Regions from separate parts of the Homo sapiens genome. Here region 2 is linked to region 1. The links are chromatin contacts, found by Hi-C or POLR2A ChIA-PET in ENCODE. All regions are on one chromosome and are shown on one strand. The core of a region is the stretch at or near the end of the contact, and the rest is flanking DNA. Distances in the headings are between cores, read along the strand shown.

The links. Hi-C counts contacts between places; a loop is a spot of excess contacts on that map. ChIA-PET counts read pairs that join two places held with the same protein, here RNA polymerase II (POLR2A).
Region 2: a loop to region 1 is called in a map of endothelial cell of umbilical vein, with 2.9 times the contacts of the local background. The contact joins two enhancer-like sites. A Hi-C loop is called at or near these places in 1 of 168 maps with a recorded cell type or tissue (endothelial cell of umbilical vein). POLR2A ChIA-PET finds 5 or more read pairs at or near these places in 4 of 52 experiments (OCI-LY7, T-cell, activated naive CD4-positive, alpha-beta T cell and 1 more).

What each region holds. Positions count from the first base shown.
Region 1 is chr2:24,701,210-24,704,902 of GRCh38, reverse strand. All of the region lies in intron 11 of NCOA1 (nuclear receptor coactivator 1), which reads right to left. Among named protein-coding and RNA genes, the nearest start is that of PTRHD1, 90 kb to the left of the region's middle. Within about 2 kb of position 1,947, at least 2 of the 41 ENCODE cell types and tissues checked have a DNase peak (open chromatin) inside an H3K27ac peak, as active enhancers do.
Region 2 is chr2:24,824,021-24,827,713 of GRCh38, reverse strand. It overlaps ADCY3 (adenylate cyclase 3), which reads left to right. Exons shown (of 22, transcript NM_004036.5): 15 at 106-168; 16 at 1,588-1,669; 17 at 3,178-3,336. Among named protein-coding and RNA genes, the nearest start is that of CENPO, 32 kb to the right of the region's middle. RefSeq lists enhancers at 1,130-1,688, 1,689-2,248. Within about 2 kb of position 1,658, at least 5 of the 41 ENCODE cell types and tissues checked have a DNase peak (open chromatin) inside an H3K27ac peak, as active enhancers do.

The DNA of each region.
Region 1 (3,693 bases), core at 698-3,197:
GAAATATACCACTTGATGACAGGTTTTAATTGAGTCATAGTTGAATGGGTGCCTCCTCAGAGAAGTTATAATTATGAGAAAACCCCAAATCTGGGAAACATCAACTTTAGTCTTTTTTTTTTTTTCTTTTGAGACAGAGTCTCACTCTGTCGCCCAGGCTAGAGTGCAGTGGCACGATCTCGGCTCACTGCAACCTCTGCCTCTGGGGTTCAAGCAATTCTCCTGCCTCAGCCTTCCAAGTAGCTGGGACTACAGGCACCCACCACCATGGCTAATTTTTGTATTTTTAGTAGAGGCAGGGTTTCACCATGTTGGTCAGGCTGGTCTTGAACTCCTGACCTCAAATGATCCATTCACCTTGGCATCCCAAAGTGCTGTGATTACAGGCGTAAGCCACCGCGCCTGGCCCAACCTTAATCTTTCTCTATACTGGGGGCAGCTCTTCAAATTTATTGTCTCCATTAAAAATACCAGGAAATATTTTTCTCCCCTCTCACTCTCAGTATTATCTTTAACAAGTTTGTTTTCTCTTTTGCTGGTTTTTTTTTAAATAACAGCTCTACTAAGATATGACTGACACACCATAAAATTTACTAAGTTTTGATCAGTTTACAGAGTTCCTTAACTAATATTCAAATTTAACTTTTCACTCAGGAATGTGAATCACTAAGGTCCCATTTGACAAGTTATTTATAAATATGTGTAAAATCTGTGTACTATTTTTAATGTTTGAATTTTTAAAGTTTAGTAAGCAAATTAAGATGTAGCCAATGGTTATTAGTATAAGGAACAAAAACTAAGTTAAGGCAGTCAAGTCACTTTATAAGTAGCATAATTTACTCTTGTCTTAAAGCTTTACTAACAGCAGAAAAAATTCTAATCATGTAAGTATTTATTAAATACGTAAAGGCTATGCCAGACTATTATGTAATAAAATATCACTGATGTTTTAATAATACCATATAATTCTATTTTAAGAAAGATTGAGTACTACCACAAATGACTATTATAATTTAGCCTGTGATAAAATGTTAGTCCAATTTTTCAAAGACATTTCAAAGGGGCTTTGATTACATTTTAAAGGCCATGAGAAAGAGGCTTAAAATTACCAATTAATAAATAATTTTTGAAGTTACATGTTACTTAAACAAGACATGTTCTATTTTATTGTCCTGTGTATACAGTACCAACTGAAAAAGGTATAGTTTAATGTAAATCTATACCATAATATATCTGCTTAAGTACCAAAACCAGAATATAAATTTAATTGAAAGGATAAGACTTATATTTGACCAACCACATTCTTTACACACCTGGCAATTTCAGCTAAATCACTGGCATACTTACTAAATATAATGTATCTAAACTAGGAAAAATTCCTGAATTTAGGGAAGCCTATTAATTTAATACAAGACAATTACCACACTTTATGTTTTGAAATTAGATTATTTGTTTTGGATGAGAATGTATGGACTAAGATTTGGCATTTAATAATTCATTCAGCCATTCTTGGAAATGAGAAAGAGGCAATATTTAATATGGTAAAACTTCAATTAATTAGAACTCAGTAAGACTCTCCAGTTAACTAAAAGTCTGGTGCTTAATTGTTCAGATGAAGAGGTCAAAGGAAGGCAGCATAAATCAATGAAAAGAGTAACAGCCTAGGAGTCAGATTCAGGCTTGACCTCTCACTGTCATTTACAAGTTTAAGACTTAATGCAAATTAACATTCACCCATCTCAGTCAACTCATTACTAAAACTGAGCCAACAACATTGTAAGATAATATCTAGCACGGAGCCTAGCATGGAGTACATATCAGGTATTGAATGAGTATTTCCTCAATAAACATCAGAGGGAAAAAAACCCAACAAATACGCAGCTTCCAAAGTATTTATGTTCTGAGTCACACACATAGTCAATCCCTAGACACTATTTATGGCAACAGCTTCAACTCTGAATAACAATCACTAATACTTTGAATTAAGAGATGAGTAAGGTAGCCACAGCTCCTTACAGAGTTGGTTCAATAAACATTTGCCGTACACATCAAATTTTCCCTTTAAGTGGGTTTCAAGGTTTAGTTTTGGAATCCCATTTTGTTTATAGGTCCTGGCCTAGTTTTCTGACCTAATTTTGTCATCTTTATACCTAGTATTCTGATCTCTGATTCCTGTGTCCATTTCTAAACTCCTTAGAACACTTAGTGAGGAAAGATAATATTGAAGGACTATTATTGACACCTCAGAATCCTTCCAAAGAACCTTTAACATGACAGCCGCTTTTATTTATTTATTTTTTATTTATTTTTATCCCTAGAATAGGCCTCAACAGAGCTACAAAGCAAAAGAAACATTAAATTTTCCCTGGTTACAGCAGCTGTAGAAGCAAAGTTTTTGGGTTTTTGATCCCTCCCAATTTGGTGCTGAGATAACCTCAAACAAGCATGCCTGACTGATATTAACAAAATAGGCAGGTGAAAAAATGTGTGGCAGGGTACTATGGGTCAATGCCGGTAGAGGTTTATTTTTCTTTGTGGTAGTCACCTAAATATATGCAGAAAAAGATAAAGAATTAAAAAATTGTTATTAGGTACAGAAAAAATAATTACCCCTAGATGTTCTAAAATTCTCAATCACCAATGAGTAAACTCTATTATATCAAAATCACTAAGAGGACAGTAAACTCACATTTTAAATATTTTTAACAAAGTTTGACATAAAAAGATTTTCAGTTGTTACATGGACCGTGGACTTAATCACATTACACAAGTCTCAAAGAACATTCTAATTAATCATTGATATCGGTACTTTATGTTTTATAGCAATGCTTCCAAACTTAATACCATAAACCCTTTCCAGCTTTGACTCATGATATATTTTTTTTCTTTTTTTGAGACAGGGTCTCCCTCTGTCACCCAAGCTGGAGTGCAGTGGCATGATCTCGCCTCACTGCAACCTCCGCCTCCTGGGTTCAAGGGATTCTCCTGCCTCAGACTCCCGAGTAGCTGGGATTACAGGCTCATGCCACCACGCCTGGCTAATTTTTGTATTTTTAATAGGACAGGGTTTCGCCATGTTGGCGAGGCTGATCTCAAATTCCTGTGCTCAAGCGATCCTCACACCTCAGCCTCTCAAAATACTGGGATTACTGGCGTGAGCCACCATGGCTAGCCTTAACTATATTTTTTAAAAGATGAAAATGGCTTTATTTTAATATAAAGTTAATAGAGAGATGAACAAAGAACAAGTCAAGTCATTTGTAATTCCATCATGCAGAGATAAACAGTTAAAATTTTGTTAATTTTCTAGAATTGGATAAATAGAAAGATATGTAAAAGTGAGATCATATTATATATGCTGTGCTCTCTTGGTCTACTCTTTTTTTTTTTTTTTTTGAGACAGTGTCTCACTCTGTCACCCAGGTTTGAGTGCAGTAGCATGATCAAGGCTAACTGAAGTCTTCACTTCCTGGGCTCAAGCAATTCTCTCATCTCAGCCTCCCGACTAGCTGGGACCATACCTGTGTGCCACGCCTAGCTAATTTTTGTATTTTTATTTTTTGTAGAGATGAGGTTTCGCCATGTTGCCCAAGCTGGTCTTGAACTTCTGGACTCAAGCAATCCTCCTGTCTCAGCCTCCCAAGGGCTGGGATTACAGGCATGAGCTACTGTGCCCAGCCACCTACTTTTTAA
Region 2 (3,693 bases), core at 409-2,908, 120 kb before region 1:
TTCCCATTCTCCCCGAGTGGAGGACTTGGGATACCCCGGTGCCTGGCTGGGCATCAGGCTCTTGTTCCCAGATGGGGCCTGACTGTGCTGTTATCTGTCCAACAGCTTACCTATGGTGGCCTTAGAGCAGATGCAAGGATTCAACCCTGGGCTCAATGGCACTGACAGGTAAGGGCCACGGCTTCCCCTCCTGGCCTGCACTCACAGCCCTTCTTCTAGAGACAGGAATATAACAGGCCCAAGCCCCGGGATCTCACCCTCCCGGGAGGCACGTGACCTGATACGTGCAGGTTAGAGAAGCTGGCATGGGTTCCTCCAGGAGGGCTGCAGCAGTGCAGTGAGGAGGGAAGGAAATACCAGGTGGATGGCAGCTGCATGTAACTGGCTGGCAGGACAGACAGGCAGCAGGAAAATGAGGAGGGAGGAAGACGCTTTGGATTTGGACCTGGCTTCTGAGCCTGCAGCAGGCAGTAATTCTCTGTGGGTCACAGGCAGGTCCGTTTCCATGAGTTGCAATTTCATCTCTTGAGGAGGATACTGAACCAGAAGTTCTCTAAGGTCCCTGCCAGTGCCAAGGTTTTAAAATTTTATGATTCCATGACTTGAACAGACCTTCAAGGAAGTTTAGAAATAAAAAGATGACCTAATAGAAGAGGGGTAAAACCTGCATAGCCCTTAGCAAAAGAAGAACTCTAAATGGCCACTAATAAATGGCACTCAAGTAATCAAGGAAATGCCAGTTACACCCTAGTGAGATACCATCACACACGTACCGGTCCAGATAACTCTGACAATATCAAGTACAATAGTAACTCTTACACTCCTGGTGGGAGTATGAGTTAGTACAACCGTGTTAGAAAATATTTTGATCTATTTAGTAAGGTTGAAAATAAACCTGTGTCCCAGCAATTCCACTCCTACATACACACCCACGCAGACGTGTGTATATGTGTATATATATATATACACACATCTTAGAGAAATTCATGCACATACTCATGTCCCAGGATATATGTATGAGAATGTCCAAAGTGGCACTGTTCGTAATAGACATACCCCCTCCCCCAAAACAAATGAAAACAACCCAAATGACATCAACAGGAAATGGATACATAACTGGTATATTCATGCAGTGAAATACCATACGGTAATGGAAACTAACCACAGCTCCACATAAAAATATGTATGAACAAGGTAAAAAGCCATGGTGAGATTGTACCCCAGTCCCATGGCTATGAAATCCCATCACTGATGTCTCTTGCTTCTCCAAATTCCTGCATGGTTGTAGCTACCTCTGTGATCAGTCAGGCAATGCAGTGTTTCTTAAATACCTGGGGAGCAGCCCTGATGTGAATACCAGGTGCAGCCAGGAGGGGCCAGGGGTTGCCTGGCTGTTGGAGAGGAGCCCAGTGAGTTAAGAAAATTTTACTGCCCGGGGGAGCCCGACTTGATGTGAAAGGGCCTAAGGAGCCGGGGTGAGCTCTAGGGCTGGGGTGGCAGGAAGCAGCACCATCTAGTTGGAGGGAATCAGGCCCCCTCCAGGAGGCAGATGACAGCCCTTTCAGTTGCACACGCTCTGCCCAGCAGGCTGCCCCTGGTGCCTTCCAAGTACTCTATGACGGTGATGGTGTTCCTCATGATGCTCAGCTTCTACTACTTCTCCCGCCACGTGAGTGCCGCCTGCACGATCCCCGCTCTGTGCCCACAGCCCACAGGGCCTCCTGAGAAGCAGCCCTGGGACCTAAGAGCCCAAGCTCCTAAGGAATGGGGCTTCCCTTCACCCAGCCCCACACGTGAGCCTGGTCAGGCCACCGCCTTCTCTATTCAGGCTCCTTCCTCAGTCACACAGGAAGACAGTTCCTCACCTCTTCCGTCCGACCCCCTCCAGGATGGTGAAGGAAGCATGGGAGTGAAGGTGGGAGGGGATAGAGTGAAGGCACAAACATCTTGAATCAAATCAATATCCCCTAGGCCAGGGGCTCATGGCCCCCGCACTCCCCGTGGCGCTGAGGGACATTAACACAACTGACCACAGAGCCAGAAGAGAAAGAGAAGGGAGCTGATGGACTTTCTGTTGGGTTAAAAGGAAAAGAGAAGGCCGGTGCAGTGGCTCATTTTGGGAGGCTGAGGGTGGAGGATCACTTGAGTCCAGGAGTCTGAGACCAGCCTGGGCAATATGGTGAAACCCTGTCTCTACTAAAAAATACAAAAATTAGCCAGGCATGGTGGCCCGCACCTGTAATCCCAGCTACTTGAGAGGCTGAGGCAGGAGGATTGCTTGAATCTAGGAGGTTGAGGCTGTAGTAAGCTGAGATCACACCACTGCACTCCAGCCTGGGTGACAAAGTGAGACACCCCCCCCGCACCCCCCCCCCCCCCGCCACAACCACCGCACTCAACCGGACAAAAAAGGAAAAGAGAAGGAAGAGAGGGAAGAGAAAGATCCTCTGTACTTAGGGCCCAATGTTAGTTCAAGTGCCCCCTACTGGCTTTCCAGGGAAGTACAGCCTTCCCAAGCCACTTCTTACCCAAATGGCGCCTGCTAGAAAGGGGGACTCCACCCTGAGTTGGGAGATCCCCACTGCTGCCACCTCCACGAGACAGACCTGCAGCTGAAATTAGGTCCCAAGAGGCCCCCTACACACGGAAGGCCTCCTGGATCTCTGCTGTAATTACGGAGGCTGGGAACCGCACCACTATTGGGTGGCCTTTTGATGAGGTGCAATCTTTGCAGGGTCTTACTTCCCTTGCCATTTAGCCATCTTCCTTCCAGCCTTTCCAAGGGGAGTTCCTCCATTCACGTTCCTGTTTTTCTTCTTTTTTTGAGACTGAGTCTCACTCTTTTGCCCAGGCTGGAGTGCAGTGGTGCGATCTCGGCTCACTGCAACCTCTGCCTCCTGGGTTCAAGTTGATTCTCCTGCCTCAGCCTCCCGAGTAGCTGGGATTACAGGTGCCCGCCACCATGCCCGGCTAATTTTTGTATTTTTAGTAGAGACAGGGTTTCACCATGTTGGTCAGGCTGGTCTCGAACTCCTGACCTCAGGTGATCCGCCTGCCTCGGCCTCCCAAAGTGCTGGGATTACAGGCATGAACCGCCACGCCTGGCCATTCCTGTTTTTCATCCTTCTATCCAGTGGCCAGCTTAGAGCACATGCCTCGCCTTGTCTGTGTCTGTAGGTAGAAAAACTGGCACGGACACTTTTCTTGTGGAAGATTGAGGTCCACGACCAGAAGGAACGTGTCTATGAGATGCGACGCTGGAACGAGGCCTTGGTCACCAACATGTTGCCTGAGCACGTGGCACGCCATTTCCTGGGGTCCAAGAAGAGAGATGAGGTGAGGGGTGTGGTCTCAGCCCGGAACCATGAGGCCATTTGTCTCCATCTGTTCTTTCTTTCAGGCAGCCCCCGCTGGGCCCAGGCCTTCTCAGGGACAGGGGACTGGGGCCTAGGTAGGGCTGAACCTAAACAGCAAACACAAATAAGCAAAAGAGGAATTTCTCCGGCCTCTTATAAAGTGCACTGCTGTAGGCATCGTGATGTGGGCCGTACAGCTCTGAGGCCATGTGTCAGAAGACAAGACTTTGGCTAGAGCCCACCTTTCTGTTGCCTGTGAACTTCTCCAAACAGAGTGGTTCCCAGCTCTACGGTACCCTCGTCTTCACAGCTGGGGCTGTTAGAGGAACTAGAGAAG